Linked DNA regions of Homo sapiens: region 2 is linked to region 1. Evidence: read pairs that join two places in POLR2A ChIA-PET (ENCODE). Cell type or tissue: Panc1. All regions are shown on one strand. Each heading gives the region's core, and the rest is flanking DNA. Links, peaks and the distances in the headings are about the cores only.

What was found. Peaks named below come from ENCODE experiments on the same cell type or tissue, not always from the same donor. Only the 100,000 strongest peaks of a DNase experiment are listed, where the experiment ranks them.
Region 2: POLR2A ChIA-PET joins it to region 1 with 6 read pairs; 3 of 35 experiments call an interaction of 5 or more read pairs at or near these places.

The regions. Positions count from the first base shown.
Region 1 is chr6:111,320,577-111,325,965 of GRCh38, reverse strand. It overlaps REV3L (REV3 like, DNA directed polymerase zeta catalytic subunit), which reads left to right. Exons shown (of 32, transcript NM_001372078.1): 26 at 3,288-3,397. Among named protein-coding and RNA genes, the nearest start is that of SLC60A2, 64 kb to the right of the region's middle. In Panc1, for the core only: no CTCF peak of the experiment used is centred there; no DNase peak of the experiment used is centred there.
Region 2 is chr6:111,494,764-111,500,152 of GRCh38, reverse strand. It overlaps TRAF3IP2-AS1 and the pseudogene LOC107986520. Among named protein-coding and RNA genes, the nearest start is that of REV3L, 14 kb to the right of the region's middle. In Panc1, for the core only: no CTCF peak of the experiment used is centred there; no DNase peak of the experiment used is centred there; H3K27ac peaks cover 2,557 bases.

The DNA.
Region 1 (5,389 bases), core at 327-5,326:
AGAGAGTAGAATGATGGTTGCCAGAGGCAATGAGGTGGGGAGGGAGGGAGATAAAGTAGAAATGATTAATGAGTACAAAAATACAATTAGAATGAATAAAATATAGTATTTAGTAGCACAGTAACTATAGTGAACAGCAACTTATTGTATATTTTTAAATAACTAAAAGAATGGAATTGAAATGTCTAACACAAATAAATGATAAATGCTTGAGGTGATGGATATCCCAGTTACCCTGATTTGATCATTACACATTGTCTGCCTGTGTACATCATATGTACCGCATATACGTATATATACAACAGTTATGTATCCAGAATAATTAAAAGCTTTTAAAAGCGGGAGGCAAATGGATTACTGACTGTGGTCTCCTGCTTTCCTTCAGAGAACACACAATCAAAAAAGTACTAGATCTGGACTATCATAGAGAAAGATGAGACTTTGTAAGCATATAAGGAGAATATGGAGAATAAATAAATGTAGCTAATAGTTGTAGGTTAATGTCTCTGTCTCAGTACCATCATAGAGAAAGACAAGACTTGGTAAGCAAAAATTCCTATGAAGAGAATATGGAGAATAAAGTAGCTAATAGTGGAGGTTAATGTCTCTGTCTCAGTTGGACTTACTTCATAAATTAAAATTTTTATATGTTGACAGTTTTCTACTAAATTATTGGTCATTCATATTTATGATAAAGGTATATTTGTGCCTTTTAAAAAATTGTCTGAACTTTATTTCTTCCTTTTTATGTCTTTTCAGGGAATTAATTTTTACTTAAAACATTTGTTTTTATTAAGACTTTTGAGGCCAGGTGCAGTGGCTCACGCCTGTAATCCCAGCACTTTGGGAGGCCAAGGCGGGTGGATCACGAGGTCAGGAGACCAAGACCATCCTGGCTAATGCGGTGAAACCCCGTCTTTACTAAAAATACAAAAAATTAGCCGGGCGTAGTGGCGGGTGCCTGTAGTCCCAGCTACTTGGGAGGCTGAGGCAGGAGAATGGCGTGAACCCGGGAGGTAGAGGTTGCAGTGAGCCGAGATTGCGCCACTGTACTCCAGCCTGGGCGACAGAGTGAGACTCCATCTCAAAAAAAAAAAAAGACTTTTGAGCATCCCCAATCATGGCCTAAATTGTGAAACCATTTCTTTTCCTCTTTTAAATCCTCTCTTAGCCCTTTAATGAAGTAATGCTTTTCAGGTTAGGAACCTTGGCACAAAGTAGCAGAATCTGTTAATTTAATTACTTCTCCTTCCCTCTTCCGCCTCCCCCTCACTCTAGTGCTGCTGAATTCTTCTTATTATGTGGTCTTCAGGGGTAACTGCAGAGTTCTGACTCTTTGGGGTATAACTTAAATGCGCCAGAGTAAGAGCATTAGGCAGACATTTAAGACCACTATGTATATGTTCGAGTATATACTTGTAAGTATACATCTCAGAAGTATATTTGACTTTGACACTAAAATGGCTTGCTTATGCAGCTCTTTTTCCTCACATATTTAAAAGTTGACCTTGTTTGAAAGTGGCAGTAGGTAACAGAACATTTTATTCAATTTGAGTTTCCATTAGATAACATGATTTTTGTAATGTATTAAGTTACAGTTTACATTCTCAAGATTTTCTGATGTACTAGAGGTCTCAGCAGAATTCATAATCTTAATTTAAAACCTAAGGCCAGGCATGGTGGCTTACACCTGTAATTACAACACTTTGGGAGGCTGAGGCGGGTGGATCATTTGAGGCCAGGAGTTCCAGACCAGCCTGGCCATCATGGCAAAACCCTGTCTACTAAAAATACGAAAAATAGCTGGGCATGGTGGCACACTCCTGTAATCCCAGCTATTCGGGAGACTGAAGCACGAGAATTGCTTGAACCCAGGAGGCAGAGGTTGCAGTGAGCCAAGCTCACACCACTGCACTCCAGCCTGGGTGACAGAACGAGACTCTGTCTCAAAATAAGTAAATAAATCAGAATAAATAAATAAATAAATCCCAACTCGTTTCTACTACTAGTTTTATTATTTATTCCTTTGTTCATGTACTTAATATGTCCTTTGTAATGCAATTTTAAATAGCCTTTTAAATACTATTCAATCCTATATTTAGTAATTCAAATTTTACAGTAAAGGGAGAAGGATGATTATTGCTATTGTTTGCTTCTTAACAAAAAAAAATGTGCAGTTTGCGTTTTAAAATTGCAAAAGGAATGCTCCATTTATGTTTTATGTTGAATGGCAATTTTTCCCACTCTTAGCTTTAATGAGTTTAATAAATAAAACAGCATTGTTATATAGTCTCCTTAATTTACTTAACTGTAAAATCTCATTAGCATGCTTCTCATATTTGTCAAGGCCCAGCATCTTTTTGTTTTGTAAACTCATGCTGTGGTCACTGTTAAAATTCACTAATCACCAATGAGTAAAACCTTCCTAGATATATATCTACCTATTTAATTTAAATTGAACAGTTTTAATATATTTCCCATCATATAATTAGATACATTTTTCTTTGTATAACTAGTGACAAGATTGAAGTTCAGCATTAACTTTAATGATATTGAAAGACATTATCATCAACACTTCAACAGAAAAATTTTGAGAGATACACGTACATATACTCATGCACCCACAAAGAGTGCTTTTCTGCCTGATGAGTTGTAAGGGCACATAAGAAAGTTGAATAGGTCGGGCACGGTGGCTCACGCCTATAATCCCAGTACTTTGGGAGGCCGAGGTGGGTGGATCACGAAATCAGGAGTTCAAGACTAGCCTGGCCAATATGGTGAAACCCCATCTCTACTAAAAAATACAAAAATTCTCTGGGTGTGGTGGCGTGCGCCTATAGTCCCAGCTACTCAGGAGGCTGAGGCAGGAGAATCGCTTGAACCCAGGAGGCAGAGGTTGCAGTGAGCCAAGATTGTGCCACTGCACTCTAGCCTGGGTGACAGAGTGAGACTCCTCAAAAAAAAAAAAAAAGTTCTTGAATAAAGAAGGATTATTCTTCCAAGAATCCAACGTAGCTGAGTACCTTGTAACAAGTGCAGTCCACTTACTGTTATACTCAAAGACAAGTTTGTATATTGATTGGTTCTTTCAAATTCTTCACCTCAGTTTCTTCTTGAGTACTTGTAGAAAGAATGATGATACTGATGGCTATTTTGATTTCTTTTTTACGTTCTTTTCTCGTTTCATTTCTGGAAATATTTAGTAATTAAATGTATTATATGTTAAAGTCTGTTAACTTATACTGAGCTATGTTAAGAAATTATTTCCAATGTGTTTGTACCAACAGGTTGGCGATAGTATTGTTCACAAAGCCAGAGAGACCTTGGAACGAGCTATTAAACTGGTGAATGATACCAAGAAATGGGGGGCTAGGGTTGTATATGGCGATACTGACAGGTAATGGGTTTTTGGTTTTGTAGTTGTCTTTTGCATCTCTCTAGATCTTCATTTCAGTGTTTAAAATGGCTTAAGGGAATCTTTTCTAAAAACAGAGTTCTGTCTGAGTCCTTTCCAGTCCTTACGATCTCATGATCAGAGTTAACACAGATCCTGATTTACCAGATAGGATCGTAAGAGACAGTTTGTGTCCTGAGCCACAAACTGAAGATACCTATGGCTTCCCTCCAGGTAGCTCTAAGCCAAGTAGATAGTGATCTGTAAACTAACTGTGTACACAGGAGTCTAGTTTATTTAAAGAAACTACTTTTAATGTGAATAATTCCTCTAATATAGCTGTAACTCTCTGAATTTAAGTGTATATCTTAAAATAAACTGTTTTTGAAGGACAATTGCCAGAACTGTGAATGGTTAACTTACCACTCGGCCCCAGAATATGTTGACCTTCTAAGAGAAGTGCATATAGGCAAATACAGTTTTCCATTTGATTCCAGAGGGTCCACAGACTTCCTCAAGCCTATTATTTATGGATTGGCAAATAATGTGCCTGCATTTGAAGGCACGTTATTAATAATGTAAGTTATTAACACCAGCTTGCATGCTTCCTGCTTGCTGTGATATTTTTCAGGTTTCAGTTATTTATGTAACATCTTTTTTGCATGGCTTATTGAAATTCTTCTAGAATGTAGGCACTATTCAAATTTCTTACAGTGAAATTTTTTCCATATTGGGGACGTAGAGTCACAGTGTGATCATGCTAAGAGCACTTGCTTCAAGACCTCTGATCTCTTTACAGTCCAACAGAGCAATAGGAGATAATGCTTCTGATCATTAAATAGCTTATAAGTAATCTTTGAACAGCATTTAATCTTATCCAGTTCTTTAAAATGTTCATACAGACAGCATAATCATATTAATGCTGAATGAGACCTTGCCTTATAGAGCAGCTGTTTCATTACCAGCCGGTGGGGATAGTTTCAAATTATCCAGGCCCTAATTATCCATATTCTCTCCTGTTGCTCATCAAAAGCCACTTCTTAGTTTGGCTTTGGTTATTTTATTGTTCTATGAAACTACTTCTGCTGGGTATTCCAGCAAAATAAGAGTTACTAAAATAAGTTCTCCACTTGTTAGCAGAACTCCTTAAAAAATATTTAGGGAAAAATGTTAATCCTTTAACTTACTGATTTTAATTCAGGGGCTATCCATGTTGTTGACAACACCCAGAAGTCAGCATGATTCTGATTGTAGTTATATTATTTACCCTTTAAGATCTGTAAGAAGTCAAGCTACAAAAAATAATAGACTCACAGAATGTCAGAGCCGGAAGGGATTTTGATATTATTTAGGCCAGCAGTTTTCATACTTGGGGAGAGCTTAGAATGTGCCTCAAGTGATGCTTATTAAGAACAAATTTCCCTAGGATAAGAAATTTAAGATCTTGCAACTAGTCAGTAAAGAGCCATAAATTGATATTCAGTGTTTTGATTCCTAGCTGATGCTTTCTCTCTACATCAGATTTTATAGTTATTATATGATTCCAGTCAAAGGAAATTTACTTGCAATGTCATTAAAACTTTTGATCACCATTCACTACCTGATACATTCAACAAACATTGGCCAGGCGTGCTGCCTCATACTTGAAATCCTAGCACTTTGGGAGGCCAAGGCAGGTGGATTGCTTGAGCCCAGAAGTTTTAAGACCAGCTTGGGCAACAAAGTGCAACCCTGTCTCTACAAAAAATTTAAAAATTAGCCGGACATGGTGGTGTGCACCTGTACTCCTAGCTGCTTGGGAGGCTGTGAGGTGGGAAGATCGCTTGAACCCAGGAGTTCAAGGCTGTAGTCAACCATGATCATGCCACTGCACTCCAGCCTGGATGACAGAATGAGACCCTGTCTCAAAAACAAGAAACCCAAACGTTTAGTGACATCTGTATGAGAGCAATTCACAACAGTGTCACCCTGGCAGAATACAAGTAAGTTCTTGAA
Region 2 (5,389 bases), core at 148-5,147, 170 kb before region 1:
CTGGGGCCTCACTCCCAGTTTCCTATTCAGTAAGTCTGGGATGGGACCTGTTAATTTTCATTTTTAGTAAGTTCCCAGGTGATGCTGATGCTGCATCAGTGACCACACCTTGAGAACCACACTTCTAGTTCCATATTTCCAACTCCCTAACAGTTTTCTCCTAGTTATCCATAAGTGCTTCAAATATCACATACAATGTCAATTAGGGTAGTTTTTGTTTTGTTTTGTGTTGTTTTTAATACTGTAACCACTAGTAACTAACAGTCTAACTAATGCAAAAGAAAGATTTATCAGGAAGCTCACTAAAGACTGCAGAACCATGTTCCAAATAAAAAGATAACCAGAAACTAGACTACTTGACAGTAGGAGCATTACCCCTAAGTCTGAAGTAAACTGAGTGTTTGTTGTTTTTGAATCCCTCAGTTCAAAAGTCAATTCCAAATGAGAGTCACCTATCTATCCCTTCGTTGTACCAAGGGAGAGACAGAAAGGATTATGGTGGAAGTAGCCACCAAGGACTCCTTTTCTTTCACATTGTCTTAGTTCAGGCCCTCTTAATTAAGCAGGTAGATTACTACGACAGCCTCTTAACTAGTTTTCTTGCCCCTAACATAACCTCCAATTCATTCTCCACATCATCTTCAGTTATCTCTTTAAGACACATGTCATTTTCTTCTTTGCCTTATCTGGTGCAGTATTCATGTCTTATCTTGTTTTAAGTAATAAATTGCTTTTCTCCATATACAAGTGGTTGCAATATTTTTGCCTTAGCTGACACAAAAAATGGAAAAGCAGTTTGAGAGGGTAGGAAACACAGCCCATTGTAAACTGAGGATCTAATCACCTAGTAATCAGGCAAGAGTCAGAAGCAGAGTACCAAATTTTGGATAGAGACCCCTCAAGGAGGCTTTAAGATATCAAGTCTCTCACTAGACTGAAAACTCCCTCATGGCAAGGATCTAGTTCTCACTCTTTCCCCAGCACCTAGCTCAGCACCTCACAAATAACAAGATTTAATGACATGAAGAAAGTCATCTCCAGACCCTCCCCTACTTTAAATTACTAGCTTACAGTCTCTGCCTGCATATCACCTCACCACCAAATCCTTCCTACATACCACTGCTAAATCAAGCCAATTATCATTTCATTTCCTGCTCAAAACCTTCTGACTGTCCAATACATGCTCGCCAACTCTAAACTCTTCACCATTCAAAGCCTTCCAGAACTTGGTTCTAACCAATTTTTCTAAGCTTTCTTCCACTCCTCATTACACTGTCAGTCTGGATAAATAAGGTTTAACATAACATTTTTCCTGTTCTTGTTGGTTCCAGTTTTTGTAGTATCTGTCTTCCATGATGTCTCCCCTATCTTACCGTCAAAATCTAGTTAAGATGCCACCTGTCAGTGACCTACCACTCTAGGTTATTGGTAACGTATCCTCGTACCCTATGCTCCTTAATTACTTAAGGATCTATTTGAAGCTTTTGTTAATTACTGTCCTGTTCGTATATATAACTTCTAGTAGTTGAACACATACTATCTTAAATTATAATTATGTAGTTGTATTATTTGTCCTACCAGATTTTAAGAGACTTAAGAGCTTTCTGCCACTAATCTTCTATATCCCCAGAAACTTCTGTAGTGCCTTATACATAGTGGGCAATAAGTAAAATCTGTTAAAAAGATGAATAAATGGATGTTTATAATACAGCACTAGTGTTTGGGGCTGGTCCCTTGAGGTAGCCAGCCTGTGACTGTGCCAGGGATTTCTGAGCTGCTGAAATCAGAGGGTAATAAATCCTGGCAGCTTGGAACTGGATGGTGAGTCTAAATCAAAGATCATCAGGTTGAATGGAGATTCAAATGCCAGGAACAAGCATCAAGTGAAAAGGTCCAAAAGACAGAACCTGAGATGAAATGTAGAGCAAAGGGTATGGAATCAGGCAGAGACACAGTAAAGGCAACAGTCGTCATAACATATTGATGAGGATCTGAATGGTGGACTTTGGAGCGGGGGCCATGCAGTGCACTCATCAAGGTGAGTGGTTTGTTGGTAAAATAATCACCTAAAAATTGGAAGTTAGGTTGGCATCCAATTATCATCTCTAGCAAAGAAACACATATATGAAAATAAAAAATTTATAATAGCAAATATAGAGAAATTAAATAGAACCTGCTTTGAGAGGTGGATTTCATTTGAGCTTCATTTTGTTGCTTCTGCCCTGTCACCTTAATTTGTTTCACACATTTGCACAAGTTCACATACAAGTTGTATTTTTTGATTCCTTTATATTATGGAAAAAGAAAAACACATTTTAAAAGAGATAACATCACAGCACCCAACATCAATACAAAAACTCAGAACTTATTTTTACTGTATTTTTTAGATTTTTAATCTTTCAGCGAAGCTGCAATAACAGTGTACATAATAACCACTGATTTTTCTACATGAACTGTTCACAGACTAGAAAATTCTGAGATTTTATAAAAGTTTAAAAATCCTTAAAAATGTTTAAAAAACCCTAATTATGAGAAGTACATATTCTGTTATCAAAAATCCTAAAAAGTTTAATTCCAACAGCTACCTTGCCCTATAAAACATTTGTTTGCCTGTCAATCTGTGAGGTTGGATCGAGCAACTCTGTCCCACACAGCGTTTTCTTGTACTCATTAGTAGTAAGCATTGTGGCAAAGACTAATGTCCTCATGAAAAAGACAGCAAAATTCACTTTAAGTTCTTCTGTACAGGTGCAATAGTCCTCTGAATAAATTGTAAAAATTAAAAAAAAATTTTTTTTTGACACGATCTCACTCTGTTTCCCAGGCTGGAGTGCAGCGGTGTGATCATGGCTCACTGCAGCCTTGATCTCCTGGGCTCAAGCAATCCTTCCACCTCAGCCTCCCCAGTAGCTGGGACCACAGGTGCACACCACCACACCTGGCTAGTTTTTTTATTATTATTTATGGAGATAGAGTCTCACTATGTTGTCCAGGCTGGTCTCAAACTCCTGGCTTCAAGGGATTCTCCCACCTCAGCCTCCCAAAGTGCTGAGATTACAGATGTAAGCCACCATACCTGGCCGGAATTTTGTTATTTTGATTTAAATGCTGAATGAAGTAAGTTTTAAAGCCTATATTATTCTTCCTGATATAACTGACAGAAGGATAAGTTCTCATATTAGGTTCTTTAAAAGTTAATATATTTGGTGGCAACACAGAAGAATAGGAAGATCGCTTACCAAGGAGGTAGGTAACCTGGATCTCACTTACTCTATGGGGTCTTAGGCAAGTCATTTACTTTCTCTGAGTCTCAATTTCTTCATTATAAAATCTAAAGACTTGGATTATTTCAATGGTCTTGACAGGAAGACTGCACTGGAATTGCCTGTGGGCATTCTGACTTGGTAGATATGAGAAGAAAGGGCCTAGATAAATGTATCTTTACAACGTCTCATAAATGATTCTGATGCATATTACTGGTTAAGAACCAATGGTATAAATAATTTCTTGGGTTATTTGAAATTCTAAGAATCTACTTTTTACATCCAATCAACGGAATTTTTAAAACTCCTACCTTTCACTATTACATCATTCTTCTTGATGAATAAGTATATTTTAGGAAATGGAGAAGCTGCCTCTAAATTGTGAATAGCTTACTGTTATTGAGTGCTTAGCAGTCTAAGGTGTTAACTCATTTAATATATGTAATTCAATCTTCACAACAACACTAAGAGGTAGGTACTACTATTATTATCTGTTTATTACAGACAGGAAAAATGAGGCACAGAAAGTAATTTGCCCAAGTTATGGAGCAGGTAAGTAGGGAAATTGGGCTGCAGAGTTTAAACACCAGAATGCTCTACTATTATTCAATAAATGACCTATATATACCAATAAGCCCCATCACTATTCCCCACCCGAATAGTGCTGTTTTCCCTGCTACTACAGGGGAAAAAAGGGGTATGTTTTTAGACAATCTTTGAGAGCAGAAGGGAGAAGCTGGGAAACTCAAGAATGAAAAAACTCAAGGGACCTGGGCCTAAGACCTCTGGCCCTGAATTACAACTAGAGACTACTTTGATTTACAAAAGCCTCTTTAAATAGGGTGACTATTTTTAGGAGTTATTTTCCTTCAGTTATCATTTCATCCCATGATGTCTAAGACATGCTCTTTTTGATTGAATAAATATTAATTTTAAAAAATATTAGAAATGTACCTTATCAGATGAACTAGACCCAAAACTGTAAAGCAAAACAGGAAAGGATAAAAGCTATGTTAGAGTCAAAGGGAATGATAATCAAATGATTCAGCCTATTGTTAATTTTGGGTATGCAAAGGAGAATTATAACACCATACTTTGGCATAAGGTAGAGATTAATCCATAACACGGTATAACCTTCCCTTCCCAACAGTATTAGATGGGCTGTCTACTTGGGTGATGAATTTACTCAGGATGAGGGCAGGAATTCAGGTGAAGGAGAAAGACTGTAAGCCAAGTGTCAAAGTCTTTAACATCTTTAATAAATTAAGTCTTGAAAGACTATGAATATGCTAAGTACAGGGGAGCAGATATTCTAGAATGAGGATCCTTCTCTTTTCTCTATGAGCTTTCAGTCTAAAAACATGTTATACAAATGCAGAAGTAAGCAGCCTCCTAAGAAAAATGAGTAGTGTTTTCCTTCATTCATAAAACTAATCTTTATACTGCTTTGCAGACTTGGCAAGAACCTCTGGTTCACATTTTCATCCAAAGGCTAGATTTTCCCCACTAAAGAGGAATGGAGAATGAAATTACCTGCTAATTCAAGCAAGAAAAATATCAGCTCTTATTCTCATAAATTTGTGAAAATAAATTACAACTAGATTGCCCCAGTTCTGATTTGAAAACATCTGGTGAGACCACTAGGTATAGTTTCTCACTACTTTTTTTTTTTTAAAGTGTAAAAACACACATATTCAAAGGTTTTAAAAATAATCTTAAAAGAACAGAGTAGCATGCTATTTCCTGACAGGCTGACCTTTACACAAAGAATGTTCACTTTCAACAAACTGAAAATTACTCTTACTGATGGCTTCAGAATATCACTGTCTACCTCAGAAAGCGGAATGTTTTGTACAAATCATAAATAAGTGGCTAGACGGACACTATTTGGTCATCAAATGATCAATGTAGAGGGCAGGGGGAAATTATTTCTGCAGTACCAACCATATATCTGGTACTGTGCAAAGGGAAAAAGGAAATGGGCTGGGAATGGTGGTTCATGCCTATCATCCCAGCACTTTGGGAGGCCCAGCTGGGAGGATCCCTTGAGCCTAGGAGTTTAAGACCAGCCTGGGCAACATTGGGAGACTCCATCTCTACAAAAATAAAAAAACTGGTGGCAGGAG